Linked DNA regions of Homo sapiens: region 1 is linked to region 2. The links are chromatin loops, found by intact Hi-C in ENCODE. Cell type or tissue: K562. All regions are shown on one strand. Links, peaks and the distances in the headings refer to the core of each region. The heading gives the core; the rest is flanking DNA. Region 1 overlaps LOC105371757 (a long non-coding RNA gene). Region 2 overlaps LOC105371756 (a long non-coding RNA gene).

Region 1 (16,632 bases), core at 4,528-12,527, 140 kb after region 2:
TCTATTGAGATAATCATGTGGTTTTTGTCTTTAGTTCTGTTTATGTGATGAATTATGTTTATTGATTTGCATATGTTGAACCAGCCTTGCATCCTAGGGATGAAGCTGACTTGATCGTGGTGGATAAACTTTTTGATGTGCTGCTGGATTCGGCTTGCCAGTATTTTATTGAGGATTTTTGCATCAATGTTTATGAGGGATATTGGCCTGAAGTTTTCTTTTTTTGTTGTATCTCTGCCAGGTTTTGGTATCAGAATGGCACTGGCCTCATAAAATAAGTTTGAGAGGAGTCCCTCCTTTTCAATTGTTTGGAATAGTTTCAGAAGAAATGGTACCAGCTCCTCTTTGTACCTCTGGTAGAATTCAGCTGTAAATCCGTCTGGTCCTGGGCTTTTTTTGGTTGGTAGTCTATTAATTATTGCCTCAATTTCAGAACTTGTTATTGGTCTATTCAGGGATTCAACTTCTTCCTGGTTCAGTCTTGGGAGAGTGTATGTGTCCAGGAACTTATCCATTTCTTGTAGATTTTCTAGTTTATTTGCATAGTGGTGTTCTTAATATTATCTGATGGTTGTATTTCTGTGGGGTCAGTGGTGATATCCCCTCTATCATTTTTTTTTGTGTCTATTTGATTCTTCTCTCTTTTCTTCTTTATTAGTCTAGCTAGCAGGTTTTTTTTTTTTCCCCTCAAAAAATCAGCTCCTAGATTTGTAGATTTTTTGAAGGGTTTTTTTATATCTCTATCTCCTTCAGTTCTGCTCTGATCTTGGTTATTTCTTGTCTTCTGCCAGCTTTGGGGTTTGTTTGCTCTTGGCTCTCTAGTTCTTTTAGCTGTGATGTTAGATTGTCAATTTGAGATCTTTCTACCTTTTTGTGTTATAGCATTTAGTGCTATAAATTTCTCTGTTAACACTGCTTTAGCTGCATCCCAGAGATTCTGGCATGTTATCTCTTTGTTCTCGTTGGTTTCAAAGAACTTCTTGATTTCTGCCTTAATTTCATTATTTACCCGGGTATCATTCAGGAGCAGGCTGTTCAATTTCCATGTAGTTGTGTGGTTTTGAGTGAGCTTCTTAATCTTCAGTTCTAATTTGATTGTGCTGTGGTCTGAGAGACTGTTTGTTATGATTTCAGCTCTCTTGCATTTGCTGAGGAGTGTTTTACTTCCAACTATGTGATCGATTTTATAGTAAGTGCCATGTGGTGCCAAGAATGTATATTCTGTTGCTTTTGGGTGAAGAGTTCTGTAGATATCTGTCAGGTCCACTTGATCAGAGCTGAGTTCAAGTCCTGAATATTTTGTTAATTTTCTGTCTTGATGATCTGTCTAATATTGGCAGTGAGGTGTTAAGGTCTCCCACTATTATTGTGTGGGAGTCTAAGCAAAAATTGACAAATGGGATCTAATTAAACTAAAGGGCTTCTGCATAGCAAAAGAAACTATCATCAGAGTGAACAGACAACCTATAGAATGGGAGAAAATTTTTGCAATCTATCCATTTGACAAAGGTCTAATATTCCGAATCTACAAGAAACTTAAGTTTACAAGAAAAAAACAACCCCATTAACAAGTGAGCAAAGGACATGAACAGACACTTCCCAAAAGAAGGCATTTATATGGCCAACAAACATAAAAATAAAGGGTCAACATTACTGATCATTAGAGAAATGCAAATCAAAACCACAGTGAGATACCATCTCACGCCAGCCAGAATGGCGATTATTAAAAAGTCAAGAAACAGTAGATGCTGGTGAGGCTGTGGAGAAATAGGAACACTTTTACACTGTTGGTGGAAATGTAAATTAGTTCAACCATTGTGGAAGACAGTATGGCAATTCCTCAAAGACCTAGAACCAGAAATGCCGTTTGACCCAGCAATCCCATTACTTGGTATGTACCCAAACGAATATAAATCATTCGATTACAAAGATACATGCACACATATGTCCATTGCAGCACTATTCACAATAGCAAAGATGTGTAACCAACCCAGTGGTAGACCGGATAAAGAAAATGTGGTACATATACACCATGGAATATCATGCAGCCATAAGAAGGAATGAGATCATGTCCTTTGCAGTGGCATGGATGGAGCCGGAAGCCATTATCCTCAGCAAACTAACACAGGAACGAAAAACCAAACACTGCATATTTCCACTTATAAGTTGGAGGTGAACAGTGAGAACACATGGACATAGGAAGGGGAACAACACACACTGGGGCCTGTTCGGGGGTGGGGGAGGGAGAGAATCAGGAAAAATAGCTAATGCATGCAGGGCTTAATACTTAGGTGATGGTTTGATAGGTGTAGCAAACCACCATGGCACACATTTATGTATGCAACAAACCTGCACATCCTGCACATGTATTACGGAACTTAAAATAAAATAAAATAAAAAATATAGCATAAAGATACAAAACTAGACATACTAATTCTAGTTAGAAATGTAATTATGATGTTACATTTTTATGATCAACAATTATGTTGTGGAAATTATACAAACACACATCACTGACTTGAATGAAATGCATAAAATTGTAGCAAAGCTTTGTAGTTACAAAAAACAAAAAAAAATTACCAAAGAAAGCACAAGTTTTTGGAGGGGAGGGGTTTTTTTTCCTTTCTTTTTTTTTTAAATTATACTTTAAGTTTTAGGGTGCATGTGCACAATGTGCAGGTTTGTTACATATGTATACATGTGCCATGTTGGTGTGCTGCACCAATTAACTCGTCATTTAACATTACGTATATCTCCTAATGCTATCCCTCCCCCATCCCCCAACCCCATGACAGGCCCCGGTGTGTGATGTTCCCCTTCCTGTGTCCAAGTGTTCTCATTGTTCAATTCCCACCTATGAGTGAGAACATGCGGTGTTTGGTTTTTTGTCCGTGAGATAGTTTGCTGAGAATGATGTTTTCCAGCTTCATCCATGTCCCTACAAAGGACATGAACTCATCATTTTTTATGGCTGCATAGTATTCCATGGTGTATATGTGCCACATTTTCTTAATCCAGTCTATCATTGTTGGACATTTGGGTTGGTTCCAAGTCTTTGCTATTGTGAATAGTGCCGCAATAAACATACGTGTGCATGGGTCCCAAAGAATGCACAAAATTAATGTCTATTCCACCTTTGTGTCATATTCCTGGATTCTCATGATATAACTTTGACAGATGAGGAGTTGGTTCTTACAGATGAGCAAAGAAAGTAGTTTTTTGAGATGGAATCCACTCCTGGTGAAGATGCCGTGAACGTTGTTGAAATGACAACAAAGGATTGAGAATATCACATAAACGTAGTTGATAAAGTGGTGGCAGGATTTGAGAGAACTGACTCCAATTTTGAAAGAACTTCTATTGTGGACAAAATGCTACCAAAAAGCACTGCATGCTACAGAGAAATCTTTTGTAAAAAGAAAAGTCCATCTATGTCACAAACTTCATTGTCTTATTTTTTTTTAATTGCCACGGCAACCTCAATCTTCAGCAACCACCACCCTGATCAGTCAGCATCCATCAACAGTGAAGCAAGACCCTCTACTTGCGAAAAGATTACTACTCACTGAGGGCTCAGATGATTGCTACCATTTTTTTTTTTAGCAACAAAGTATTTTAAAATTAAGGTATGTACTTTTTAAAAGATGTGATGCTATGGTACACTTAATAGACTACAGTATAGTGTGACCACAACTCTTCGATGCACTGGGAAACCAAAACATTTGTGTGACCCACTGTGTTGCCATATTTGCTTTATTGCAGTGGTCTGGAACTGAACCCACGATATCTCCAAAATATGCCTGTAAAAACAGTAGGCTAAGTGTTATGATAAAGGAAATACAGAGTGCTATGGGACTAAAAGAAGGGGCATCTAGCTTAGCCTGTTGGGAGAGGGTCAGGGAAAGCTTTCTGAAGATGGTGACCCCTCAGCTGCACTTTGGAGGATGAGTGAGAAGACAAAAGGGGTAGGAAGGGTGTACCAGGCAAATGTAACAGCACGTGCAAATGCACAGAATTGTAAGAGAACATGGCACGTTCTGGTCCGACATTGTTCCATTATGGATGAGAAACTTGAAGCCCAGAAAAGGTGAGGAGACTACCCCAAGGTCACCCAGTGAATTAGTAGTAGGATCAGAATTTGCACCAAGACTTGCGTTTCCTTTTACATTGGATTTTCCACTATACCACAGTGCCTTAGGTTTGTAGCAGGGGATTCTGTGACTAGAGGTTGTTGAGACTGCAGCCAACTTTGAAAATGAGCTGCATGTGGGTGTGGGGGCTGGATCTGTCTCCGGCCCATCCCTGGCTGGAGCTGAGCCAGGAACTTGGCAGTTTCCAGGGCTGAGCCATCCAGCTCACCCCAAGGAAGCCTCGGCCTCCAGCCATGGCACTACCACGTGGTTTAATCATTAACTCCAAGTTCACAGGGCTGAAGCTGGAATGCACAGGACCTGGGGAGCAGACCGGGTCTCCAGGGAGCTAAGAGAAAGTTGGCTTTTGAGATGGGAGGGGACCAAAGTTTAGAATGGGGTTTTTCATCCCTGAATGGATCTATGTTCTGGGCTCAGGAACAAGGGCACTCGCTGTTACTCTCAATTTTGTTGGAGTTTACACATGTTGTTAGCTTGATTTCAGGATTTCCTTTCAACGTTCATAGCAGATTGTGTTTCCCTCTGCCACATCCCTCAGCCTGCATTCATCTACCCCACTAAACTGTGATGTTCCCCTCGGAGGGCAGGACTCAGTGCTTGGAACAATCTGGTGCATAGTTGGTGCTCATTAAATATAGGCTGATTGATTGAATAAATGAGGCCCTAACTCTGCCTAAAGGCATCCCAAAGCACATGCTTTTTAAAAAAAAAAAATTAAAAGACATAGAAACCTGGCTGGGAGTAGTGGCTCATGCCTGTAATCCCAGCACTTTTGGAAGCTGAGACAAAAGAATCACTTGAGCCCAGGGTTCAAGACCAACCTGGATAACAAAGTAAGACTCCGTCTCTTATGAAAATAAAAATGAAAAAAAAAAAAGAAATGATAACTGATTTTGCTTTAAAAGTTCAACAGAGATTCGCAAAAATCCCCAGAGATATTCTGTGCTATCATAAAATAGTCTAGCACCATGATGAGGTCCACTGTTGTAGAAGAGATGGACTGCTTTTTTTTTTTAATAATTTCAACTTTTATTTTAGATTCAGGGGTACATGTGCAGGTTTGTTGTCTGGGTATATTGTACGACAACGAGGTTTGGGGTATCAATGATCCTATCACCCAAGTAGTGAGCATAGTACCCAATAGGTAGTTTTTCGGCCCTTGCCCTCCTCCCTCCCTCTCCCCTTTTGGAGTCCCCAGTGTCTGCTGTTCTCATCTTTGTGTCTGTATGTACCCAGTGGTCAGCTCCCACTTATAAGTGAGAACATGTAGTATTTGGTTTTCTGTTCCTGCATTAATTCCTTTGAGATAATGGCCTCCAGCTACATCCATGTTGCCGCAAAGGATGTGATTTCATTCTTTTTTATTGCTGCATAGTATTCTATGGTGTATATGTACCACATTTGCTTCATCCAATCCACCGTGGATGGGCATCTAGGTGACTCCGTGTCTTTGCTATTATGGTATTTTTGGTAGAACGATTTATTTTCCTCTGGGTAGATACCCAGTCATGGGATTGCTGGGTCAAGTGATAGTTCTGCTGGGGATGTTCTTAAGGAGTCAGTGTGTGGATGACTGCAGAGTTTGTGAGGTTGCTTTGGCATTCTTGGGAGAGGGGGGCTATTCAGATATGAGGCCATGTTTTATTGAGGAAACAAAAGCCCAGTGGAGGTCAAATTCCACCAGCATAATAAAGGTAACTGCCTCTTTTGATTTCTGAAAGCTGTAACCTGCAATTGGAAAGACTGCATTATCAGTAGCATTGCTAAGCCCTGAAAATGCACCTTTAAAGGGATTTCTGGATTCCACATAACAAAACTTCCCCTGGAAGGTGAGGTGCAGGTGGCAGTAAAATTTCTGTTCTTTTTTGGTGAACCCAAGTTTCCTGATCTCGAAAGTAGAGACAGTCATCTCTTCTTCACAACGTACTGGTAATGGTTAAATGGAATGACAGTATATAACGTCCTTGGCACCCAGGAGATGTCAGTCCCAGTGAAAATTATCTTCTGTCTCTTAAAAGTAAAAATCCTGAACCGATATACACAGCCAGAGATGTGGAGATACATTTTGCTCTTAGATGCCATGTGTGTGGTGCCCAGTGATTCGGAGACCAATCTGGAAGGGAAAGAATCACTCTGCTGAATGCTGGCTTAAAGTGTAAATGTGTGCCGATAGTGTTGCTATAGCCAGCACTAGAGCATACTGGGAGAAGAAACTTCCCTTGCAAGAATAGTCACTCTCCTGGAAAGTGACTATTGGTTGGAATTGAGCCATAAAGGCTGCCGACTCTCACCCTAGCAAATTCTGTGTCAGCCCAAGGTCCTGGACATTCTGGGCAAACTGGCCAATGTCAGGGAGCTCTTTCTGTACCAGCCTCTGGGTCCTTTTTTTAATTTGTGGGTAAGTGACCTATCATACAGCCAGTTTGCATTTACCTCTGTCTACCACCTGTAGTTGTCAGGGTTCTGTAAGTTCTTTAAAGTTCTAGCACTCAGTGATGATTATGTCAGGGGAAAAAATTCAGGAAGGACCTCAGGCTTAGGTTCCTCCAACTTCCCACCTGCCCTTGGTCTCAGCAACAATGGAGAACAAATTGCCTTTGCAAGGAATTGGAAGATGCTGAGCTGCTCTGGCCACCTGATCTCTTTTTCCCTTCCCTTTATCATTTCTCTCCTTTGCCCTAAAACCTGAGATGAAATGAGAAGTAAATTGCCAAGGGAGATCCTCTCCTGGGGCAAATTTCCTGTCCTTGCTTATGGGCACAGAGACCCTGAGTGGGAAGGCCAGTTGCAGGGCACTCTCCCAGAACCAGCCCTGGGGTGACAGGTGCAGGCAGGATCCACGCTTTCATGGGGGAGGGGAAGGGTTGCAAAAGAGGAGGAGGAAGAAAGACTGTGGGAGACCCCAAGGGCTGCCCCTATTTCTCTACTCCACCCCAACCTGAAACTTACTGTCGGTCTCCACCAAGCCTGAGAGAGAGAGAGAGAGAGAGAGAGAGAAAGAGGGAGTGGGGAGAAAGAGACAGGGAGGGGGAAATCAAAGAAAATTGCAAAAGTCAATGGCCTGGAACTAGAGGCAGCCTCAGCAACTGCAGTGTGACTTTGATTCCCCTATCATAACCCTGAATTAAAAATTCAGGCAATTATCTGCATGGCTTCCTTCTGATTAGAACGAGCCGGAGCCTCATTAATGCATCAGCACAGAGGAAAGCCATTAGGGTCTGTGAAATGGAATGTTTCTCTGAGAACAGGTTCCGCTTGATGTAGAATACCCAGCAAAAAGAAATTTCACACATTTTTGAGCTCAGAGTCACAGGACGGCACCCAGCTTCAGGGCTGCAGACCCCGCCACCACAGTCGGCACCTCTCAGCTGGCTCTGGGTGAAAGCCACCTTTGTTTCGCAGCCTCTCTCTGGCACCTCCATCCACTGCATTGTGTGGAGGGAGGCTGAAGGAGCTGAGGGGCTGAGGGGCTTGCTGGGTCCTGAGACACTGAGTCAGCCTTCAGCCAGGATCCCCAGTTTCAAAGGCTTTGAGCCACAGGGAGCACGGGAACTTCACAGGAACACTGCCCTCCTCTGCTAGAAGAACTAGAATAGAAGCACCGTCGAGGACAGTGAAGGTCCTAGACTCCAGAAAAGGTCAAAGTATCTTCATGGCCCCCGCAATTCTCGGTACTTTCTTCACCCACGTGGTAATTTGGTCATCCCAAGATGGCCAAAGCAGGATCTGGTGAAGCCCAGTCAGCCTTGGAAGGTTGTTGCTTAAGAGAGGGTGAAGGATTGGAGGGCATCTTTTATTCATGGTCCAGGGTACCCTGTATCCATCCCTTATTCTATAAGCTCGGAGCTTCCAGAAATGCAAATCTATGGCCCAATTTCTAAGTGGGTGAATATCCCTACAATATTTGGCATTTGGAAACTCTCATGCACCCCACTTTGGGACTTCTATAGGGGCAGCTTTCTTCCCTAAATGACTATATTGCTTATGGGGAAACCCAAGAGTGCTGTTCCAGACAAGTACCTTTGCAGCCCTAGTAAGTTCATCTCTTGGGAGAGTTGGGTTCAACTTGACTTTGTCTAAATTTTCTTCTAGTTGGTGGGTAGGACTTGGGTTTCCTCATTTCAGACATCTTGACATTTCTCCAATATGGTGATTCTCAGGACACCAAACATTAATCCTTAGGATGAACAACAAATAATCTCTTTAGGAGAAAAGTCAATGTTATATGGGAAGAACTGAAAAAGGTGAAAAAGTTTCTGTAGGAAGAGAACTAGTTAAGAGTTGATAGGATGCCAACCAAGAAAATGATATCCTTCAAACGGTTTGACTAAGCCACGTTCTTCTCCTGGCACACCTGTTAACTCTTCAGTGTTAAGAACCAGGGCTAAATGTCCGGGTAAAGCTGTGAACAGGGCGCATCCGTGGTTAGTGCAATGGAGTCCATGTAGTACTGATGGAATTTGTATCAACAGCGCCCCCTACTGCATATGAGCAAAACTGGACAACCCAATAGTAATTTGTTTTCGAAAGTGTTTTCAGCCAATCCCACGTTAGAAGGATACATTCCTGGTCATCAGGGAGTTTTTATGAAGCATGTTTTCAATACTGCAGACAGTTTTATGGGTGAAGGCTCCTAGAGTTTATCTCACTCTCTAACACAAACAAGATGCTTGGTGATTCAACCATGCTATTTGTGGGCTGTGAGCATCCATCTCTCTAACACTTAGCTGACAAAGTCAGACGTACTCGAGAATTACTTGTGACTTCAGATGATCCCATGTAAAGCGCTAACCTAAAGGCACCCCGAGTCTTGAGGAGGTGGGGTTATCTATCTCGGCTCATGTTGGTAGGGGAGTGAAAAGAGCTGGCCAAAGGTCGGGAATGTGGGCCTTCCAGGGAGAGAAGCTACTCCACCAGCTCAACAGAAAAGGCCTCCTTTCTGCCATCGGAAATGGTCAAATCCCAGCCGTTAGTACTGTAGCACCATTCACTAATTCCTTGATATTTTAAACATAGATGCTCTTCCCAGGCAAATCATTCCTTTCTTCCCGAGATCACTCAGCTACGTTTGCAATTTGTCACTCTATATTCACATGACAAACATTTTTCAAGCAATTATGATATGCCAGACATTGTTTAGAACAGGAGTGACAGCACCGAGCAGATGGCAAATGAAGAATTCCCTGTTCTTTGGAGCATACATGCTAGTTGGGGGTACAGATGACAAACAGAAAGACAAGCAAGGGTGTCAGAGCTGTAAATGCGGTGATATACAATGCTGGGCAAGCGGGCAGAGAGTGATGGGGGGCTACTTTGCACAGGTGGTCAGGGGAAGCCTCTCTGAAGAGCACGTTAGGAAATCTTTCTAATGCTCCCTGCCAAGCGATCTTCTTTCTCTCTTTTAAAACTAGAATTGCCTCTCCCGTTAAACATTCCCAGTTAACTCTCCCTGTCCTTTGACTTTCCACTCAGCTCATCATCTCTGCTCAAGCTTCTTCATCTTGCAAAGAGACAGGATCATAATCTCCTTGAGGACAAGGGCCCATCTTCTGCTTCTTTGGCTTGCTACCAGAGTGGAGAGGAGGGGAACAAACATTGCTACTATATGCTAGAAACATGAACGCTTTAGTTCATTGACTCCCCTCAAAACTCCTGCCATCTCTTTATTATTTGTCCATTTTATAAATGAGGATAATGAGGCTCGGTTTATTCAAGGGTGTGAGCTGTCGAGGGGTGGAACTGGGATTTGAACCCTGTTCTAGCCTCATGGCCTGCAGTCTTCCCACTCCTAAGCATGGCATAGGGTGAGTGTTCATTAAATGTTGTCAATGAGTCATGAGCACAAGGAAGGGATGAGCTTTGTTTCTCAGAGAGCAGTCCTGCAAAGGAAATGATTAGACTCCCACCAGCTGGCTTATAAATTCTTCTTTTACCCACTAAGTGACCATGAGCCGTTCATTTTCCTCTTCCTGGGCTTTGTAATTCTTCTCTGTGAACTAAGGTTAGACCAGATGATCCCCCAGGTCTCTTCCAGCTCTGACAGTCTAAGGAATGTAATCTTTTGTAAGCAGTAGGGGTGGGTGGTGAATGGGGAGGAGTCAGGTGACTTCTTTACATCAAAGATCTGAATCTGAATTTGTATTAAGACAGAACAAAACACAACAGTTTGTTTCTTCAGTTAAAATTCAAAGCCTGGGCAACATAGTGAGATCCCATCTCTAGAGAAAATTTTTAAAAATTAGCCAGGTGTGGCGGTGTGTGCCTGTTTTCCTAGCTACTCAGGAGGCTGAGGTGGGAGGATCGCTTGAGTCAAGGACTTCAAGGCTGCAGTGAGCTATGGTTGTGTCACTGCACTCCAGTCTGGCTGACAGAGCGAGGCCCTGTCTCTAAAATAAATAAAAACAATAAATCAACATGTACTGAATATCTACTGTGTACTGGGCCCTGGTATGTGCTGAATCAGATGCGGAGATAAATTTTTAAAACGTTATCTTCACCCTGAAACATGTGTAATGAGAAAGACAAATATGACAACAACAATAAATGATAATAATCATAATAATAACAGCTAACAATGTACATGGCACTCCCTCTTTGCCAGAAACTGTTCTGAGCACTTCATACTCTGTAACTGATTTTAATCTTCCCAACCATTGTACGAGGTGGGCACTATCATTATTCCTACTTTACAAGTGAGTAAATTGAGGCACAAAGGGGGATTTGTCAAAAGGGCATGGTGAGCATTAGTAGTGCATGAAAAGTGTTTACCTATGGGGCCCGAAATGTAGAAATCATAACAGGCAGGTGTTTGAAGTGAAAGGATCTTGTGCAGTGTTAACTGGTGGGTTCGTTCCCCTGTCTTTTCTCTATTCCCTGCTTGACCCTTCTGCTACTTAGGATCAGCCACACACACCCAGTGGGAGGGAAGGGATTTTCTGTAGCGAGCAGAGAATGCTTTAGGGTTTGGAAACTTAAAATCCATGGCTGTGAGATGACCCAGGACCTAGAAAAAAGTGGGTGAGTTAGAACCAGTTTTCCCACCACCAGGGAAAGAGGAGAGTAAGAAGAGAAATGAGGCATGCGTAGATCTTCCTGAGAAAGGCAGTTATGACACCCTGTTCCCCATTTGAGCTAGATGTTCAGAGTTCTGGGGATCAGGCCCCAGAGCAGAAATGGCCCGTGTGCATGGTTGATGTGCCAGCCTGAAATGGCCCTGGGCATGATGAGTGAGCGGATGTGCCTGGGGTTTAGAAGTGCTTTGAGTTTGTGAGCAGGTGGAAGTAGAAGGGGTCCGAGCCAGCACGGTGCAGACAGCAGAATGCATGTCCACCTTCCTAGGAGAAGAGTGGAAGTAAACAGTCACAGGGCCCGAAGGGTCCCCTAGAATGAGAGCAAGGAAAAAAGCAGCCTGGAGGAAATAATGCCTCAGGACCAGGACAGGGAGTGGATGCCTCACGGCTGCTGCAAGAAACAGTGGAGTGAAGAGGCCAGAATGGAAGTTCCTTGAGGCAGGGATTCCTTTCTGTTTAGGCTCCATACTGTGGGCCTAGGTCAGATAATAGGTGATCCGTCAATATTTGTTAAATGAATGACCTTAGGTGTGCTACCTCTGGAATCAGGCCTTTGGTTTTAAATCTCAGCTCTGCCTCTTCCTAGCCAAGTAATCCTTTTGTAAGCCCCTTACCTTCTCTGTGCCTCATCTATAAAATGTGGGTAAAAATCATACGGATCACTACTGATCCAAGATATCAAAAGATGGAACACAGATGAAGCTTTTAGTGTCTGGCACAGCGGAAGTGCTCACTAAGTATTTGCTCCTGGTCTCATGAGATGCCACTGCCCCCGCCTTCTTGCCTTACACCTTGGCATTACACTAAGTACTCCCTCTCCTGACCCCTCCTAACTTCGATATTAACCCTGAAGAAAAGATGGGGACTCCAGAATAGGCTAAGATCAAGCTTCCGCCACCACAATACAATGGAGACTCCTGGCAGAACTTAAGCTAAGAGCTTTAAAAAAAGTTAAACTTCTTGCACAGCTGATGTTGCAGGCTCATTTTCATATTCAAGAATAGCTCAAACCTTTGAAAAGTAGGCATCCCTAGGAGGCCCTTTCTAGCATTTTAAGTTGAACAGTTTTCTCCCACATAGGCGTGTGTACACAGAGAACAACTGACCTCTCACCTTACTCGCCTTTCTAGAAAAGCACAGTTATCCGAGGAGTTATCTTTTGCAGGTGCTGCTAGATAAAACTCAACTTTAAGGCAAAGAGGCCAAGTCTAGGAAACAGGTCTCTGTCCTTCCTTTCCCTTACTGTATCCTCATGAAAGACCCCTGGGCTTTCCTGAGGAAATTCAGCACACACAGTTTTATTTCATATTAAGATATGTCCTCCTGAAGGTGAGTGATAAATGTGATCATTAATTTTTTATTGAAAAAAATAATCTGGATTTACCTGGCTTCTCAGTTATCTAAATGGCAATTGGATGACCAACCTTCCTATTTGCCTGAGAGTGGCCTCATTTTAGCACTGAAACCCCTCAGCCCTGGACAAACAAAGACGACGATCTAAATGTCCTTGACAAACCCTAAATGCCGGTGACATCTCAGGTAGACTTGTTGGCCCAAGGGAGTGTTTGGAGATTTTTGTTTTGGATGGAAAAGGAAATGTACTCCTTTGGAATCAGAAGAGCTCACCATCTAGGAACGAAATATGACATGAATTCCTCCCAGTGCATTCTGTACTCTGCTCAGGATTGGCAAGCCTGGCCCCAAAGACCCTGCAGAGGGAGATACCTGGAAATGCCTCATTTGACAAGGAGGCAATGGGAGGGCAGAGAGGAGGAGACTGCTGTAAATAGGTCCATGTGGCAAGTCTGTAAACTCTGTCTTCACATCTTTCCCATAGAGTCCCTTGATTTTGGTCAGACTCTAGACCCCCATGACAAACCCCTGCTGCCTGCACAGGGTGGGCCTGTGTCCCCTCCTTTACCAAGTCAACCTACCTGTGTGGGACACTGTGATTTGCTCCCAGGCAAAGGAGCAGCCCCTGGCATAGAGACTCCCCCCAGGACACACGGACCGGCTGCCAAGCCTGTACGACATTTTAGTGGCATTTTCAAACCACATGGAGTAGGCTCACTGAATGCCTAGTGAATTTCCAGTCACAGAGAATGCAGCACAGCCTGTTCTGCACCTCGTGGGCTGCTGCGAGAGCTCAGCCGGGCTGCAGACACTTGGTGCTTCAGGGTTGGATTCGGAGGCTGCAGAGCTCCTTGCATGGGTGGGTCCCTGGGCAGCTGGCCTCTCTGCATGGCTGGGATGGAGCCTCTCAGCCACCACACTCCTCACCCCGGTGCCAGTGCCTCTGCCTGGCCACAGCAGCAAAGAATATCCCTCAGCCTCTCCTTTCTTGAGAGCTATAGGGAGGATTCCTTTTAGACACGTGGGACGGAAAAACTTCCTTAACTCTCAGAAATGGATTTCTTCTTTCCCAAGGGCACGATAGACAAGGCTGGCCAAATAATTTGTGGGCTCAGTGCAAAATGAAAATGTGGGGCCCTGGGAAGTCAATGTCCCCTTTCCATGCACTTGCTGCCCCACCCACGGTGGACAGGTGACCCCCAGGGACTGCAAGCTCTGTGCTGGGGCATGATTGGTACCAGGATCCGGGGTGGACACGAGACCTCTGCCAAGTTTGCAGCCAAAGGTGACCTGCCACTCTGCATGGCTGGGATGGAGCCTCTCAGCCACACTCTTCACCCCGGTGCCAGTGCCTCTGCCTGGCCACAGCAGCAAAGAATATCCCTCAGTCTCTCCTTTCCTGAGAGCTGTAGGGAGGATTCCTTTTAGACACGTGGGGCACTTCCAACCAGAGGTGGGGACGACCACCACCTTGTCCTGCACCAACACACAATGGGGCACACACCTCTTATCCTACCCACATCTATGCCCAGGTCCCTGTGGCAGGGCAGAGAGTGATGGCAGGGTGGTGGCCTCCCTCTGCTGATACCTCCCTGGGTGGAGGGTGGTGGCTGTTGTAGAGCAGGCAAGGGAAGGGGAGGCGGGGCCAGCGTAGCCCACCAGGGGACAGGAAGGTGACAGGCAGCAGGCAGCAGGAACAGACTGTGAGCAGAGGCTCCAAATCCCCATTATATGCTCCATTGGGATGTCAGATTTCACTTACAAAACACAAATTCAAGGATAAAATACTGAAGAATTTCAAAATGGCAACCTCAGGGCACTACTCCCAAGTATGGGGCCCTTTGGAGTACAGGGCCTTGTGCAACTTCACTGGCTGCTGACACATGAAGCTGGCCCTGACAGTGGGAATTTGCTTCCTGTGCTTCCTCTGGGAAGCTCAGAGCCAAAATGAATGGCTTGTTTTGAATAACTGTGGAGGACCTGGAGCTTGCATAGCACATTCCAACTTGGCTCTAGTCTTGATCTTCAGATTGTTCAACATTCTGCTTTTGACTTTTGTTTTTCATTGTCTTATTTATATGCTAAAAGGATGTAATATTATAAAAAGTTTCAAATCCTTTGTCAAGTGAGAGAGATAACAAAAAATGAGATATTTTCCTTCTTAACCTTCGCTTGGGTCCTCAATGTAAAGAGATCATTTTGGTGATGGGAGGGCAGCTGGAAAATCTGCACCACCACAGCTAATCTGATTAATTGAGAGGATATTTGCAAATGCACATTAAAATACAATATTGATCCACCCTTGGTAAAAACGTGTATAAATTGTTTTCCAGTAGTGATGGATTTGCAGGGAGCCAATTGCACCCTCCCAATCCATCTCCCATGTAAACATTTTAGAAACACCTAGCCAGCATCTCCATTACAACAACATTAAGCAGTTCCCATATTAATTATCTATTGCTGCATAACAAATTACCCCCAAACTTAGCAGCTAAAAACATTTATTATCTCATAGTATCTGAGGGTCAGGAATCCAGGATCAGGTTTGCAATGAGTGGTCTCTCATGAGATTGCAGTCACGATGTTGGTTGGGCTACAGTCATCTGAAGGCTAGATTGGGGTTGGAGATTTGAGATGATGGACTTACAAAGCTGTTGGCCAGAGGTCTCAGTTCCTCACCATGTGGACCTCTCCATAGGCTGCGTGAGTGTCCTCATGACATGATAGTTAGCATGACCTGGAAAGAGTAGTCCAAGAAAGAGAGAACTAGAAGGAAGCCCCAGCATCTTTCAAGATCCAATCTCTTGCCATCATCCTCAATATTCTATTTGCTCAAAGCAAGTCATTAAGTCCAGCCTGCCCACAATGGGAGCGGAGTTAGGGATGACCTCTTGGAGGAAAGAGTACCAAATAATTTGTGGACGTATTTTAAAACCACAGTTTCCCGAAACATTAAGTGGCTGGACCATAAATGAATTTCCACAAAGGTTGGTTCTAGTAATCACACAGTAGGAAAAGCTTGGACTGTGGGTCACATCTGAGTTTGAAACCAAGACTTGCTCCTGACTAGTCTGTGGGATCTGGACAAAATGATCATCTCCGAACCTTAGTTTCTTCATCTGTAAAATGAAGATAATAATAGTAATTCTTTCATAGAGTTATTATGCTAATAATATCTAAATGAGATGGCCCTGCAGGGTTGGATCCAACCTGAGGCTTTTACAGTTTGATGGGGCTTTCTTTAAGGAAACAGGATGGAAAATTATAATAAGTTAGGTACAAAATGAGCATTTATTTACAATTAGAATTGACAAGAATTATATATTTTAAAAGCCAACAAATAGCATAAATATCACAAATCCAAGAAAAAATTAACTACCTGAACAAAGCTCTTTCAAATACTTTCTTTCCGATGAAATCATATCCTTTGCAGTGACATGGATGCAGCTGGATGCCATAATCCTAAACAAATTAATGCAGAAACAGAAAACCAAATCCTGCGTGTTCTTACTTATAAGTGGGAGTTAAACAATGGGTGTGCATGAACGTAATGATGGAAACAATAGACACTGGGGACTCCAAAATGGGGGAGGAAGGACGGGAGGGTGGGTAGAAAAACTATCTATTGGGCACTACGTTCACTATTTGGGTGGGGTTCAAGAGAAGCCCAAACGCCAGCATTACACAATATATCTTTGTAACAAACCTGCACACATACCCCCAAATCTAAAATTGAAATACTTGTCCGGGCACGGTGGCTCACGCCTATAATCCCAGCACTTTGGGAGGCCGAGGCGGGTGGATCACGAGATCAGGAGATCGAGACCATCCTGGCTAACATGGTGAAAACCCCGTCTCTACTAAAAATACAAAAAATTAGCCGGGCGTGGTGGCGGGCGCCTGTAGTCCCAGCTACTAGAGAGGCTGAGGCGGGAGAATGGTGTGAACCCGGGAGGCGGAGCTTGCAGTGACCCAAGATTGTGCCACTGTACTCCAGTCTGGGGGACAGAGCGAGACTCCGTCTCAAAAATAAATAAATAAATAAATAAATAAATAAA
Region 2 (16,632 bases), core at 1,760-9,759:
ACGGATTTTATGCAGAGGTGAGAGAAAGGGAGGAATCAAAGATCACTCCTAGTTTTTTGGCTGAGTAGATGGCATGCCATTTACTGAGCTAAGAAAGCCTGAGAGAAGAAGGGCTTTCTGGTACAAGTGAGATACGGAGGATGGAATCAATTGTTATGTTTTGGACGTGTTAAGATGCCTACCTAGTTGACTTTAAGTGGAGACATCCAAGTAGGTAGTTGGTTCTGAATCTGAAGCTCAGGAACAAAAATTAGGGCTAGAGAAATTAATTTGGAAGTCATCAACATATAAATGATACAAAGGAGTTGTACCATATAAGCATTTAACTTATAAAAATTCAGTTATATGTATTTGACCAAAGAGAATGAAACATACTTGAAATTGTATGGGTGAGTCCTTTACAATCAAGGAAAGCAGGTGTGAGGTGAGCATGTGATGGGGGAGGTGAATCTGCGGTTTCTCAGATGAATTCAGCCCCTTACTCCCTATTACAGTGGGTCGGGGGGTGGTCTTCCTGTCCCAAGTGTGTCTACTCTTTAAAAATAGGAACTTCCCAAGTACTTCATCTGTTGTTCAATAAAAATAATTTATCTTCAGCCAGGCGCAGTGGCTTATACCTGTAATCCTAGCACTTTGGGAGGCCAAGGTGGGCAGATTACTTCAGCTCAGAAGTTTGAAACCAGCCGGGGCAACATGGCGGAACTCCATCTCTACAAAAAATTAAAACATTAGCTGGGTGTAGTGGCACACACCTATAGTCCCAGCCACTTGGGAGGCTGAGGCAGGAAGATTGCTTGAGCTTGGGAGGTTGAAGCTGCAGTGACTTGTAACGGCACCACTGCACTCCAACCTGGGTGACAGAGTGAGACCTTGTCTCAAAAATAAATAAAATTAATCTATTTCAACATAAGAGGAAAAACTCAATATTAGTGTGTTGATCTTCAGTTTGGCACATAAATATGGCCATAGCCATATATAAAATTAATATGTATGAAATGGCAACTACCATACTTTGTGGATGACTTAGGGAATTTAAAAAAAAATTCAACTTTATGAGATTTTTTTTTTCTTTATGAGCTGATTTAGAACCTAATCCCTATGTAAGTGGTAACAAACCCATCTCCAAAAGCATGAGCATGAATGTGATCACTTAGAGAAAATGTGTGAATGGAGAAGAGAAGGGGACCCAGGACTGACCCTATGGTACTCTAATGCTTGGAGATGAGGTGGAGGAGGAGACACCTGTAAAACAAGAGTCTGAGAAGAAGCAAGTGAAGTAGAAAGCAAGCAGTGAGGTAGGAAGACCAGGAATTTGGTGTCACCAAAGCCAGACAGAAGTTTTAAGAAGGTAGTGATCAGCTATTTCAAAGGCTGTTGAGAGGCTGAAGACAGAAAAGATCACTGCATTTGGCAACGTGGAGGTCACTAGAGCCCCTGATAATGTCAGTTTCAGGGACATTGGTGAATAGAGATGATTGGTGAAGGTGGTGAAATGGAGATGGATGAAACCACTCTTCCAAAGATTTAGCTGAGCAGGATAGCAGAGAAGTGGGGTGGTAGCTATAGCCAGATGTGGATTCAAAGGAGGGTTTTGCTTTTGGTTTTTGATGTTTTTAAATATGAGTGCTAGGAGATGTTTGTAAATTATATGGGATGACCCAGTGGAAAGGTATAAATTGTTGCTGCAACAGAGAAGGGAGAATTATGAGATGGGGGTGGGATGAAATTTTGTCAGGGTGTGTTGGAGGGCTGAGAAGAGAAGTGGTGTGAAATAATATTCTCTAACAGTGGGAAAATGAACTTACTGAAGAAAGGCGGTAATAATTCTGGGCAATAAATGCCCATTTGAGGTTCAGGGCAATTAATGTAAAAGGAGACAAATTAGCATGATTCAGCCACTTAAATAAGGGTGTGAAGTGTATAGTGTTAGATTTGGCCAGGGTTAAACTTTTTCCAGGTTAATATCATGGAAGGTTATGGCAGAGTTCTGTCCTCCCCACTCCAACAAGAAAAGCACCTGAGATTGATAGTTCAATAGAAGTTTAGCCACCTAGGACCGAAGAAGGAAGAGGAAGCCACTAGGAATAATACTCTGTGTTATAGTAATAACTCAACTTGCTGCTTTCCGATCAGAGGAAAGAAGAATTATATTGAGTGTTGAATATGTACTATATTATTTACCTTCATAAGCATGGACTTGGAGTTAAATAGGGCTGAGTTTAAATTCTCCCAGCCTCTTCACCTATTAGCTGTGATTTGTGATTTGGTCACATTAATCTTTCTGGGACTAATTTCTTTGTTTGTAAAATGAGGATCATGATAGCTACTTTGGAATCGTTCTGAAGATTAAGCTAGGCTCATAGGCAGTGGTGTGTAGTGGAAGGAGTGTAGGTTTGGGGCATCAGAAATACTTAATGTTTGAGTCCAATTGTGTCATTTAGTAATTTGATAATCTTAAATGAGTTATTTCACTGGTCTGTGCCTCAGTTTCCTTGTTGGTAAAATAGTGATTATAGGATTATAATATCTACCTTGAGGTTAGGAGTAGCATAACTTTTCACCACACAGGGCTCAAAATGGTTGAGATGGGTCAGAATACTAGATATGTATAAAATCCTTATATATATATATATAGATAGATAGATATATAGATATATAGATATATATATTCTGTAGTTATTGTATAAAGCATTTGGAACAAAATCTCACACATAGTAGGTTCTTAAGCAATAGTAGTTCTTTCCCATCTTTCAGTTCTTCCTTCTAGAGCAATAGTTCTTGACCCTAACCACACAATAGAATCTTCTGAAGAACTTATGAAACAAGTGACCAAGTGCAGTGGCTCACACCTATAATCCCAGCACTTTGGGAGGCCAAGGCAGGAGGATTGCTTCAGGCCAGGAATTCAAGACCAGCCTGGGCAACATAGGGAGACCCCATTTCTACCAAACAATTTTTAAAAAATTAGCCAAGTGTGGTGGTGTACCCGTAGTCCCAGCTACTAGGGAGGCTGAGCTGGGAAGATCAATTGAGCCTGGGAGGTCGAGGTTGCAATGAGCCATGGTCACACCACTAGACTCCAGCCTGGGCAACAGAGCAAGACCCTGCCTCAAAACAAACAAACAAAAGAAAACTGATTCCCACCCCCAGAAATTCTGGTTTAATTGTTCTATACTGGTTCCCTAGCCTGTAATTTTTGAAAGCTTCTCAAGTGATTCTAATTGTAGTCAACATTAAGAATCCACCTGCTGGAATTATATTTCTGAAGCCCAAATGTGGACCATGTTGCTTCTCTGCTTAAAAACCTCTCTTGATTCCCCATTGTCTGCTGAATGTAGTCTGAACTATAACTTGTATGTCAGTCCCTAAGCAGTGGGTCTCAACATTTTATCTGCTTCAGCATTCTCAAGAAATATGACTCCCTGCCATAAACAGCTTCAGCTTGGGTTCAACTCTCAGTCCTATCACTTAACCAGCTGTGTGGTTACGTATCCTCTCTAAGCTTTAGTTTTCTCACCTCATTTCAGCTTTGCTTCCAACTCAGAAACTTTGTACTTATTTTTTTTTTCTTCTTGGAATGTCCTCTGTTCCTTTCCTCCATGGATAACTCCTTATATTCTTCAATACTCAGTTTACATGTCCTCTCCTGAGTGAAACTTACCCTGAATGTCCCCTCCTTGACATAGTCCATCTTTCTTCGAGTTCTCATGCCACTTCATAAGTACCTCTATTTTAGCTCTTTTCCTATAGCATTGAAATGATATTTCCATGTATGTCCACAGACTTTGAGCTTTTTGAGGGCTGTTCCTACATCTCATTTATCTTCATATTGTTTGCTTCTCATGGAGTCTGTTTCACAGTAAGTGGTCAGTAATCTTGTCCAATTAATGAAGTGAAATGAAATAGACAAAGATCCCTGAAACTGCCAACCTCAATGAATTTTGGAATGGACCTTATGTTTTTTGCTTGGTGCTTTGTGATAAATTTTAGATGAATGAATGAAAGAAGACAAATAGAAACTGTTAGACTTAGACCATTTCATACCCTCACAATGTCCAGCTGACTCATTAAAGGACCATTTCCTCCTGGGGAAAAAACGAAACAAAACAACTTAAAAGCATTGTCAACAAAAGTGGTGAGGAAACTGAATCATGGTTTTGTATAACTGGAATTTCTCTAAAAACCAGTACGGTCTGACTGGTAGACACACATGGTTTCTCAGCTGTAGCAAGTGAGAACACAAAGTCTGTATAACACTGCAGTGGAAAAGCTATTTGGGATAACTTGTTGTGAATAGAGTGATCACTCTATGTCCTAAGAGTATGTTTTTGAAAACTTTTTCTCCACTCCTTGTTTATCATTCAACAAACTTGGTGGTGGTTGTTTTTACAGTGTTTCTGGCATGGACTAGGGCTTAGGGATCCAAAAATGAACTAGACACAGTCCTTGGTCTCAAGTAGCTTTGAGTTTGCAAGGGACAGAGAACTGTTTGCAAACAGAGCAAGGAAATTCTCTAGGCACTGCAGTATAAGTGTAGGAAGTGAGGGAGTAAGGGTGGCAGGATGGAGTGGGCTTTGTGGAAAGTTAGAAAAGACTTTATAGAGAAGACAAAGCTGGCATAGCCTTAACAAATAAAGTGTTGACCAATTAGAAAACACAGGTAAAAGTATTTAAGTAGAGAGGAGAGCAGCGCAACAAATGTAAAGAGGGATGAAACACGCTGTTGTGTTTGGGGAACTACTAGTGGCTCAACAAAGCTGGAAGTGGATGCTGCAGCAAGAATTGGAGCTGGACAGGTAGGTAGGGACCAGCTTGTGACGGGCCTTTTGTATATACTGAGGACTTTGAACCTGATATTGTAGGCACTGAGAGCCATTAGAGGATGTTAAGCCACTGATATAAAGTTTTTAATTTAATATTTATTTATTTAGAGACAGGGTCTCACCCTGTCATCCAGGCTGCAGTGCAGTGGTGCAATCGTAGCTCACTGCAGCCTTGCCCTCCCCAGGCTCAGGTGATCCTCCCACCTCAGCCTCCCTAGTAGCTGGGACTACAGGCATGCACCACCATGCCCAGCTAATTTTTACATTTTTTGTAGGGATGGGGTTTCGCCATGTTGCCTAGGCTGGTCTTGAACTCCTGGGCTCAAGCAATCCACCTGCCTCGGCCTCCCAACGTGCTGGGATGACAGGCATGAGCCACTGTGCCTGGCAGTTTTTAATTTTAAAACATCACTTTAGCAGCAACACAGAAGAGAGGCAAGTTGGAGTCAGGGAGACCAGGACAATATTGAAATAGCAGTCTAGTGAGGAAAGAAGGCAGTGGCTGTAGGAAGGAAGAGGAGAAAGGAGCGGATCTAAAGGACATTAAGGAGGTAAAGTGACTGGATGTGGGAGGATAGCAGGAGAGGGAGAAACTTAAAATAACTCCCGGGTCTCAAACTTAGGTGACTGAGTAGGGGTGAGCCTTTTCACGGAAAGGGAGAATACTGAAGGGCTAGGTTTGTGTGAGGACTATATATTCATAGTAAGTTTAATTCTGAATACGTTGAGTTTGAGATTTTTGTGGGACATTTGAATGAAGTTTCTAATGGTTATTTGAAAGTAGGAATTATTATTTCTTTGCAACGGGAGCTAGGAACTTTTGAACTGTAACTTCAGGATCTTAATTTAAAAGTGAGTTGAGGAGAGGGTGATTGGCTATGGATAACATCCGGAAGCCATTCCCACAGTGAGACAAAAACCTTGCTTTCCCCGAGGCTGAGTTTCCAGCTTCAAATTCTCAAGATTTACCAATAGTCTAGTACTTTAGAAATCCAAATCAAGTACTCAAGAAATCCAAATTCTTACAGTTTTTTTTTTTTTTTTTTTTTTTTTTGCCACCAATAGTCAACAGAGTGTACTTTTAGGCTACAATGCAATGTAAGTGTAACTACTCAAATATTCTTTTAATTAGGACAGAATTGAAGTAAATAGCGCAAGGACCAATGCTGACCTCACGGTGGCACTCCAGTCTTCGAATAAAGGGCTCTCTGGACTCATCTTATTGACCTCCAAATGGACAGTCCACATTGAAGTGAAGAGTTGACATGAACTCTGGGCCCATAGACCCCACAGTTTAATTTCCTGAAGAGAATCTACCAAGGACTTTGCTTTTCTGTTTTTAAATCAGCTCTGACGTAAGGCTGGATCAATAGAATAGGTGTCAAGTATGCCCGAATGTCTCCATCCGTAAAAAATTTCATCAGGGTTCAAAAGTAACCAAAATAATTTCACCATTATTATTTATTAATGGATACCATTTATTGAATGCCTGCTATGTGCCACATTGGGTTCAGGGTACTTTTCATATTATATGAGCTCATTGAACTCACAATAGCTCTATGAGGTTGATACTACAGTGTTCTCATTTTTCTGAGAAGAAACTAGGGCTCAGAGACATTAAGTAGCTTGCCTCTCACATCATATAGGTAGTAAGTGGCCATACTTGGTTTTGAACCCAATCTGTGTGATCCCCAAACTTGCGCTCTTTAAACAAGGCTGCATTGCCTCTTATTATTGATGCCAAGATAAAAGCAGCAATTAATGAAACTTGGTTTTCTTCAGGTATAGACTGTTTGGCATGAGGTGGTTTAAATAATATCATATTTAAGGAGATCTATTGCGGGCCCCTATTGTGAATTTGTGTCCTCTTCATGAAACTCTTTGCCACATATGAGAAACAGGATATTTACATAGTCACAAAGTGTGTCCCACAAGGTATTGATTAGTTACGAAGAGAAAAATTGAAAATTTACAGTGGAGCAACCTGGAAGATACCATGTGAATGAAATGGTCACAGTATAAATGGTAACATAAAAGTGGTAAAATATCAATATGTACACCATGGTCATATTCTTTTGCTTTTATTGTGGAAGAGACAAAGGGACAAGGGAGGATTTGCTGACACTGGTCAGGAGTGGAGTAGAGGACTAATTCCTATCTTTGATCTCCATCTGTGAAAGCCCAGATCGCACAAAGATTTCCAAATGAAATATTTACATTTCTAAGGGGTAGAGAATTATTCGTGAATCCTAGACAATATACAAGGGAAGGCTCCCAAAAGAAAGATACAAATAATAAAATTCTAGAATAATGTTATAGTACTGATTGTAGGCTATGGGGAGTGGGAGTTGGTTGTCCTACTAATAAAATGCTTAATCAAGAGTGTATGATTTGTAAATCATATTTGTTAAGCATTTTTTAATGCCTTACAGACTTCAAAGCCCTAAAACTTTTCTGCATCTCTAGGGGTTAATATCAGCATTTTGTATATTCTCAGCTTGAGATAATTACCAATCTGCCTATTTTTTAAAAGAACTGTCTTTTAGTGAGAAGGATAAGATGTCTGGAGAAGCTTTTTGTTCAACATGTCAGTATTTGCATGATTTACAGTGTAATTAACCAGGCCCTGTAGCACAGGCAGACCGGCTCCCTTCACTATTTATCATGTTTCCAGCAACTTCAGATCATCACCTCTGCTGGGAGGAAATACGTCCTTCTTAGAGATGTGAAAATATATCCCCAACCATTCCCACAGGCAGAATGTGATCTATCCTTATGTATCTATTATTTCTCATATCTAAGGGCTCTTCCCCCTACCCCATTATTTTTATACAGCATTACTCTCAGAACTAAACTAGTTAAATAAATATAAGGCCAGGCATGGTACCTCACACCTGTTATCCCAGCACTTGACGAGAGTCTGAGGCGGGTGGATCACTTTGAGCTCAGGAGTTTGAGACCAGCCTGGGCAAGATGACAAAACCCTGTCTCTACTAAAAATCCAAAAATTAGCCAGGTGTTTTGACGCGTGCCTGTAATCCCAGCTACTCGGGAGGCTGAGGCAGGAGAATCGCTTGACCCCGGGAGGTGGGGATTGCAGTGAGCTGAGATTGTGCCACTGCACTCCAGCCTGGGTGACACAGCAACACTCCATCTCAAAAATAAAAAATAATAAATAAATAAATACAAAATCTAATACTACTTAGGAATAATTTTGTTATTCAATTGCTTATAGTCACCAGCACATATTCGTTAAGGTATAATTGTGCTGTGTAAAAGACAAAGTCTGGTGACTCAAAATCTAAAACAAAACACCTATATAGACAAATAATATTATTACAAAACTACTTTAAATCTCTATATTAAAACATTATAGGTTTCAAAAAAACTTCAAATGTGTTTACTTTTGGCCCAGTAATCATTTTAAGAATTTATCCTGAATATACACCTACGGCAATATGAAAATACATACGCACAAGTTTATGTATTGCAGCATTGTTTGTATTTGGGAAATAATTGAGAAAATCTAAATTCCCATATGGTTCTCTAGCAAGCAGACTCAGAAAAAAATAGTCTCCTGTGGAGGAGAGTGGTTGAATAAACTACAGTACAAGTACATAATAGAGTACTATAAATCTATAAAAAAGAATGAGGGGCCAGGTGCAGTGGCTCACGCCTGTAATCCCAGCACTGTGGAAGGCTGAGGCAGGTGGATCACCTGAGGTCAGGAGTTCGAGACCAGCCTGGTTAACATGGTGAAACCTCATCTCTACTAAAAATACAAAAATTAGCTGGGCATGGTGGTGCATGCCTGTAATCCCAGCTACTTGGGAGGCTGAGGCAGGAGAATTGCTTGAACCCAGGAGGCAGAGGTTGCATAGCTGAGATTGCACCACTGCACTCCAACCTGGGCGACAGAGCAAGACTCTGTCTCAAAAAAAAAAAAAAATGAAGATGTCTGTGAACCAATATAGAATGATTTCTAGGATATATTATTTAGTGAAAAAGGTAGAGTACAAAACAGTATCTATAGTATGCTACTTTTTGTGTAAAAAAAAAAAAAAAGGAGTGAGAAAACATACATGTGTCTGCTTTTTTGACCAAAAAAGAAAACCGGGAAGGATAAATTAGAAAGTAATGAGATTGGTTACCTACAGGAAGTGGGTGGAAATGAGGAGGAAAGGGTGAGGAGGCTGGGGACTGAGTGGAGGGGATGGGGACTGACAGTTTTCTTGAATATTTCTTTTTGTATGGGTCTACTTTTGGAACCATGTTAATGTTCATATACTAAAACACACATACACACACACACACAAATGGGGAGGGAAATCCTAAAATGGAATACAAACAAATCAACCTAACAGTTTCAAGTGAATAATATAATCACCCTGAAGAGCGGGTATGTTGGTGGGGGGACTAACCCAATCCAAGCAACTGCAGAATATAATTTTTTTTTTTTAACTGTGTACTCTCAGACTAAAGACTAAATGAACTGCAAATGAATATTAAATTTTAGTTACTTTTTTTTTTGCACTAGAGGGTGTCTTTTGGTAGCAGTTCTAAAACTACTTCTGTGTATTCTGGAATTGGGCAAATAAGTACATTTATTATAGATAATGGAATTCATTTTCCTCACAGAGAGAAGAGAGTTACAAATTAGAACAGGACAAAAGTAGAATGAATCGTATAGTGTTGGATTAGACTTGGAATGACAGTATAAAACTCATGTTTTTTAAGAAAGGTATGAGAATGTTTTTATTGTGTACATATAATCATATATATATGCATGTATATATTCCCTGGCTCTATTCACTGAGAAATCCCAGACACAATGACACCCCAAGAGCAATGAGCACACCTGTCACTTAAATCATGATTTCTAATTTTGTTCACTATTTAAAGGAACCAGAGCTCCTTGAGGATTTGGCCAATTCCAGGGAGGCTAGGGCTGGGGACGTACAGGATGAGCCTTGCACATTTTATTAAGCTAGTAAGTTAGAAAGTACTTTAAAAATATAGGATCAGGCATCTCAAAATGTCCAAGAGTTATCCTGAAGGGATTGCTGCTGGCCAAATCTGGAAGAATTAAGCATAAAAATAAATAATGATAGTAATGTATTATAACTCATTGAATAACATGTGGGCATATAAATAAGAGTAAATAAATGTGGGAGAAGGAAAAGTGAGTCCTTATTGTACAATATCAACTAATAAATGTAGAAGGAATAATGGAATTAGGAAATCACTATCTAGCAACCATCGTGGTAATAATTGAATCATCGATGGATAGGAAAACTAGCAGGTCAAGTTTGGTTGAGAAATGGGATATTTACATAGTCACAAAGTATGTCCCCCCCACAAGATATGTATTAATTATAAGGAGAAAAATTATAAATTTAGAGTGGAGAAATATGTCAGATACTATGTTAGCGAAATGACCAAAATGATAAAGCAAACGTGGTAAAATAGCAATATTTAGGAAATTGGGTGAAGAATATACAGGAATTTTTTTGTACAATTTCTATACCTTTTCTGTAAGTCTGAAATTAAGAAATAAAAAGAAAGAGATAAGTAAAACACTTTTAAGGATTACTAAGCTATAGGAAGATAAAGGCTGTAATCAATGTGTAGCAAGTAAATTCTGCTCACCTTCCTAGCAGAACAGCTTATAGAAGGTCTTAGTTGGGGTGTGGGGAGTGAGAAGAGGGCAAATACCTTATTAGATGCTTCTTTAAACGCAATTTTTATTTTATTTTTTGAGCTAGGGTCTTGCTCTGTTGCCAGGCTGGAGTACAATGTTACAATCATAGCTCACTGCAGCCTCGACCTCTTCGGTGCAGGCAATCCTGCTACCTCAGCCTACCAAGTAGCTTGGACTGTCATCACCCACCACTACACCTGGCTAATTACTTTTATTTTTATTTTGTAGAGATGGTGTCTCTTTATGTTGCCCAGGCTGGTCTTGAACTCCTGGCCTCAAGCAGTCTTCCCACCTCGACCTCCCAAAATGCTGGGATTACAAGTGTGAGCCACCACCCTTGGCATGAACACAATTTTTTAAAATTGTTTTTTCAAATGAAAGACTTTTGAAGTTTTTTTTTTTTAAACTCTGTAATAGAAATTCTGGGTTTCTAGTTTTTAAAAAAAATAGAATGAAAATTTTAATCCCAGAAGACCTAAAAATTTAAGAGAGCAAAAAATAAAGAAATAGAGTAATTTCTGTTCTCTTCCCAGATAGTAAATTTAAATAAAAACTTCTGATTATGGCTGGGCACCGTGGCTCACGCCTGTAATCCCAGCATTTCGGGAGGCCGAGGTGGTTGGATCACGAGGTCAGGAGATCGAGACCATCCTGGCTAACACGGTGAAACCCCATCTCTACTAAAAATACAAAAAATTAGCCAGGCATGGTGGTGGGCGCCTGTAGTCCCAGCTACTCTGGAGGCTGAGGCAGGAGAATGGCGTGAACCCAAGGAGGCGGAGCTTGCAGTGAGCCGAGATAGCACCGCTGCACTCCAGCCTGGGCGACAGAGGGAGATTCTGTCTCAAAAAAACAAAACAAAACAAAAACAACTTCTGATTATGTTGGCAGTTATAAAGTTTTAATGTTACTGATACAGATGTACTTCAAAACTCTTTTATCGATCACATAGAAGTGAGTGTTAAGATCATTGACGAGAACTGTCCTAGGTAATGAGGTGGTAATATTACTACTAATACAAGGTGCCTATACTATTCCGAATACTTTTTGTAAATTAACTCATTCAATCTCACTGCAACCCTATGTTGTAAATACTATTATTAGACTCATTTTATACTTGAAAAAACCAAGGTTCCCAAACTTTCTTGGTAACTGTGCTCCTAGAGTCTCAGTAATTTTTTCACAACTCAGGCTCAAAGAAATACTTAATAATTCCATTGATTAAGTTAAGCCCAAATATCTTAATATATATTTATGATTTTACAACTTAGTAGCCATTTGAAAAAATAATACATATAAAACATTTTTTATTTTTTTGAGAGAGTCTCACTCTGTTGCCCAGGTTGAAATGTGGTGACATGATTGCGGCTCAGTGCAACCTCTGCCTCCCAGGTTCAATCAGTTCTCATGCATCAGCCTCCCAAGTAGCTAGGATTACAGGCGTGCGCCAACATACCCAGGTAATTTTTGAATTTTTAGTAGAGACGGGGTTTTGCTGTGTTGGCCAGGCTGATCTCAAACTCCTGGTCTCTAGTGATGCTCCTGCCTCGGCCTCCCAAAAAGCTGAGATTAAAGGCGCGATCCACCGCCCCAGGCCATACATATAAATTTAAAGAAAAAAATTGTATTTCATTTAAAAATAATTACACTTACTTGCTAATGAGAGTTGCAAAAAAAACAAAAATTACCCAGACACTAAAAGCACAGTAATCAATAAAGTTTGGGAACCTTGGTTTTTTCAACTATAAAATGAGTCTAATAATCGTATCTATAATGTAGGCCAGGTATGGTGGCTCACGCCTGTTAGCACTTTGGGAGGTTGAGGCGGGCAGATCACCTGAGGTCAGGAGTTTGAGACAAGCCTGCCCAACATGGTGAAACCCCATCTCTACTAAAAGTACAAAAATTAGCTGGGCGTGGTGACGGGTGCCTGTAATCTCAGCTACTCGGGAGGCTGAGGCAGGAGCATTGCTTGAACCCAGGAAGCAGAGGTAGCAGTGAGCCAAGATCGTGCCACTGCACTCCAGCCTGGGTGACAGAGTGAGTGAGACTCCCTCTCTCAAAATAAATAAATAAATAAATATAAATAAATAAAAGGCTCTATAACATAAGGTTGCAGTACAAGCTTATTGGATGCTGCACATCTTCTCAAACCTTGGGCTCAGATTGGACACTGCCACACTCATTTCCTGATTCACGTTGATATTCACATAGTACTTGTTTTTCATCCCAGCAACCACAGAAAACTCAGCTTTGCAATGATCTGACATTACCAAAAGGGTACTATTTGAATGTTGAAACCATGGCTATCTCATACTAGTAGTTCATGTGATTTTCAACAGACATTGAGTATCACTGTGTTGTCCTTGAACATTTGAAATATTCTGTGTTGCTCTATGGACTTGCTGCTGTTCCAAGCTGGAGTTCCTTGGGACACAGTTTGGGAACTGTGGTTCTACCACAGCATTGTTTTTTCAGTTTTGGGGACAAAATTCTTGGGAAGGTCATATGTGGTGGTTCACGCCTGTAATCCTAGCACTTTGGGAGGCCGAGGCAGGAGGATTGCTTGAGCCCAGGAGTTCAAGACCAGCCTGGGCAACATATCAAGACCTTGTCTCTACAGAAAATTAAAAAATTAGCTGGGGATAGTGGTATGTGCCCATATTCCTAGCTACTTAGGAGGTTGAGGTAGGAGGATCGCTTGAGCCCAGGAGTTTGAGGCTACCGTGAGCTATGATTGTGCCACTGCACTCCAGCCTGCATGACAGAGCAAGACTTTGCCTCAAAAAAAAAAAAATTCTTTGGGAAAAATATAAATCAGATTGTGATTTTTAATATTACTTAATAATTAGTGTGAATATTAATAAATTGTATAAAAAATTAATATCTTAAAAATCTTGCTCTTCATTTAAATTCATGTCTTTTTTGTTTTATCTAATTGCTTTGGGATAGACTTTTATAGACAATTAAACAGAAACAGGCTCATTTGGAATGAATAATAAATTGTTAACATCATATAGGTCAAAGGTAACTGCTTGCATTCAAGGAGTGGGAAGCAAGGACAGTACATAATAAATGTTTCAGCTGATAATATATGTAATAAAAATATTTTATACCACCAAGTACATAGGGTGAACTCAAGGAACTTCGTAAGTTTAGTTGAACCTCTCTCTTTTTTTTTTTTTTTTTTTGAGACAGAGTCTTGCTGAGTCTCCCAGGCTGCAGTGCAGTGGCGCAGTCTTGGTTCACTGCATCCTCCGCCTCCTGGGTTCGAGCAATTCTCCTGCCTCAGCCTCCCAAGTAGCTGAGACTACAGGCGCACACCACCATGCCCAGCTAATTTTTTGTATTTTCGTAGAGATGGGGTTTCACAATGTTGCCCAGGCTGGTCACGAACTCCTGAGCTCAGGCAATCCGCCTGCCTCGGCCTCCAAAGTGCTGGGATTACAGGCATGAGCCACCATGCCTGGCCTAGTTGAACCTCTCTTTTAAGCAAATTTATTACTTGAAATTTTGAATGTTCTAAACTAGTATACAAGGGGCTTGATTATTTTTACAAAAGAATATTATGTGAGTTTCTTTGATACTTAAATTTTTTTTTTTTAATTTTAAAATAGAGACGGGGTCTGACTGTGTTGCCCAGGCTGGTCTCGAATTCCTGACCTCAAGCAGTCCTCCTGCTTCAGCCTCCCAGAATGCTGAGATTACAGGCATGAGCCACCACGCCCAGCAGCTTTGATGCATTTAAATTATGATGTGGTTCACTGAAATTGAGATGTGTGCCCTACTTTAAAAAAATTACTGAAACTGAGATAGATGCCCAACTTTTTAGAAAATAGGTTTTATTTCTTTATTAACAAAAATGTTTTTAGACCCGTGGTTTTGCTGTTTCCCAGGCTGGACCAAAACTCCTGGTGTCAAGTAATCCTCCTGCCTCAACCTCTCTAGTAGCTGGGATTATAGGTCTGTGCCACCATGACCAGCTGCCCAGCTTTTAAAAATACACATTATTTTATAAAATGCCTCACTGTGTTCTGTTGCATTTTGAGTTTTCTGTCTTTTAGAAGTATGGGAAGCAAAACATTCTTCTACTATATATAAAGGGAAAATGAGGCACAGAGAAAAGCAGTGAGTTTATTTGGCATCACAGAGTAGGAAATTAAAAGGCACCAGCTACTCATCTTTATTAGAAAATATCATGTAATCAGTATCTAACAGCCATTATTTTCATAATAAAGTGATGCTATATAAAATCAATAAATAAAAGTACCCATTTCTGCACGATATTGTATTAGAATTAACATATGTGATTTTTTTAGCCCAAGAATTTGTCTCAGTTCTATTGACTGTACTGACACAGTCAAGATAATGGCAGCATGTATCATATCCCATGAGTGATATGATTGAAATAAGCTTAATGACAGATGGAGGAAATGCTTGCTTCTGTTTCACTCCTGTAGTCATGATAAGGGGTTTCATTTGATTAGGGTAACACCAGCTTGCATTAATGGCATGAAGAATCAGAAAGTTTCATTTTACTTTGCCATCATCATTTTGATAGCAGATTGACTCAATAAAGCTGGGGTTCCCAGAGCATTAAGTAAAATATCTCTGAGGCATCTTTGCAAAGTTATTCTGTAGCCTAGGCTGAAATACTGTGGTTATATCTTCCTTGGGGCTTCTAGTATTTTAATTATGGAGCAATTACAGAGCATTGCCTTCTTTCTTTTCACTGCTCCAGCTGAGTACCTGGGATTCTCTAAGGTAAAAGCAAAGGCCTTTCCCTGGGTCCTTGGGAAAAGCAGGGAAATCTAAGACAATCCAGATGGATCGCGGGTCTTTTTAAACACTTTTTTAGAGATGGCATCTTGAATAATTGTCTTCAGGGCGGTGAGCCATAGTTCACTAACCAAAGTTTCATTTAAATATCATGATGAATTGGCTGCGAAAAGAGGATGGGGAGGAATGTGAAGGGATTTGTATAACAAAGAACCATAAATCATCTCCGGTACAGTGGATCCCCTATCACTCAGCCTATGGGCTCATCAGAGGAACTGCAGGGAGAAAGATGAGAGGGAAAAGGGTCTTCCAGCTTGGGGGGCTACAGCATCCCCCAAGTTAGCAAGGTCCCAAACCAAGTCTTTCCTGAAGTATCATTCACTTATTCATCTTGGAAATATCTGTCAAGTGCCTACTATGTGCAAGGCACTATTCTAGTTGCCATTAGACTGGGAAAGTGTAAGGGTGCGGGGTAGTACTACTAAGATGAGTAGGATACAGTCCCTGCTTTACTATTTATGAGGCATTTTTATGGCAAGGCCTAGCTTCTTTGGCATTAACATTAGTACACAATTAGGGTGTGCCTAACTTTTTTAAACAGATGTATTTCTGAGCCTTTCTGGCATTAAAGTGAATGTCTATCAAGTGAATCTCTACATTCTTCATAAATCTGTCCCTGTTACCCTCAGTTGGAATTAATTTTTCTCCATCCCTGTGTTCCCATAGCCTTCTCTGTATATATCCTCCATCTTCCTCAGTAGGCCTATTGGAGGCAATTGTCACGGAGTGGAAAGTGGAAAGAGCATGGGCTCTGCAGCCACACGGGCTCAAATTAGAATTCCAGCTCTACCTCTACCACTTAGTAGTTGTGTGTGATCTGGGTTAGTTTCTTTTTTTAAAAACAAAATTATTTCCATAGGTTTTTGGAGAATGTGGTCTTTGGTTACACAAGTAAGTTGTTTAGTGGTGATTTGTGAGATTTTGGTGCACCCATCACCAAAGCAGTGTACACTGAACCTGATTTGTAGTCTTTATCCCTCACCGCTTCCCACCCCTTCCCCCTAAGTCCTCAAAGTCATTCTTATGCCTTTGCATCCTCATAGTTTAGCTCTCACTTATAAGTGAGAATATGTGATGTCTGGTTTTCCATTCCTGAGTTACTTCACTTAGAATTATAGTCTCCAGTCCCATCCAGGTTGCTGCGAATGCTGTTAATTCATTCCTTTTTATGACTGAGTAGTATTTCATCATCTATGTATACCGCAGTTTCTTTATCCACTCGTTGATTGATGAGCATTTGGGTTGGTTCCACATTTTTGCAATTGCAAA

What was found. Peaks named below come from ENCODE experiments on the same cell type or tissue, not always from the same donor. Only the 100,000 strongest peaks of a DNase experiment are listed, where the experiment ranks them.
Region 1: it touches region 2 in a loop (14-fold over the local background); 7 of 110 quality-filtered maps call a loop at or near these places.

The regions. Positions count from the first base shown.
Region 1 is chr17:37,782,926-37,799,557 of GRCh38, forward strand. LOC105371757 (a long non-coding RNA gene) reads right to left here. Exons shown (of 4, transcript XR_934721.3): 3 at 15,954-16,036; 4 at 15,062-15,311. Among named protein-coding and RNA genes, the nearest start is that of HNF1B, 46 kb to the left of the region's middle. RefSeq lists enhancers at 12,932-13,709, 13,710-14,482. In K562, for the core only: a CTCF peak has its summit at 8,636 (motif pointing left); a DNase peak (open chromatin) is centred at 8,626; H3K27me3 peaks cover 3,073 bases.
Region 2 is chr17:37,644,600-37,661,231 of GRCh38, forward strand. It overlaps LOC105371756 (a long non-coding RNA gene), which reads left to right. Exons shown (of 2, transcript NR_188617.1): 2 at 5,956-7,221. Among named protein-coding and RNA genes, the nearest start is that of DDX52, 9.5 kb to the left of the region's middle. In K562, for the core only: a CTCF peak has its summit at 6,012 (motif pointing right); a DNase peak (open chromatin) is centred at 6,012.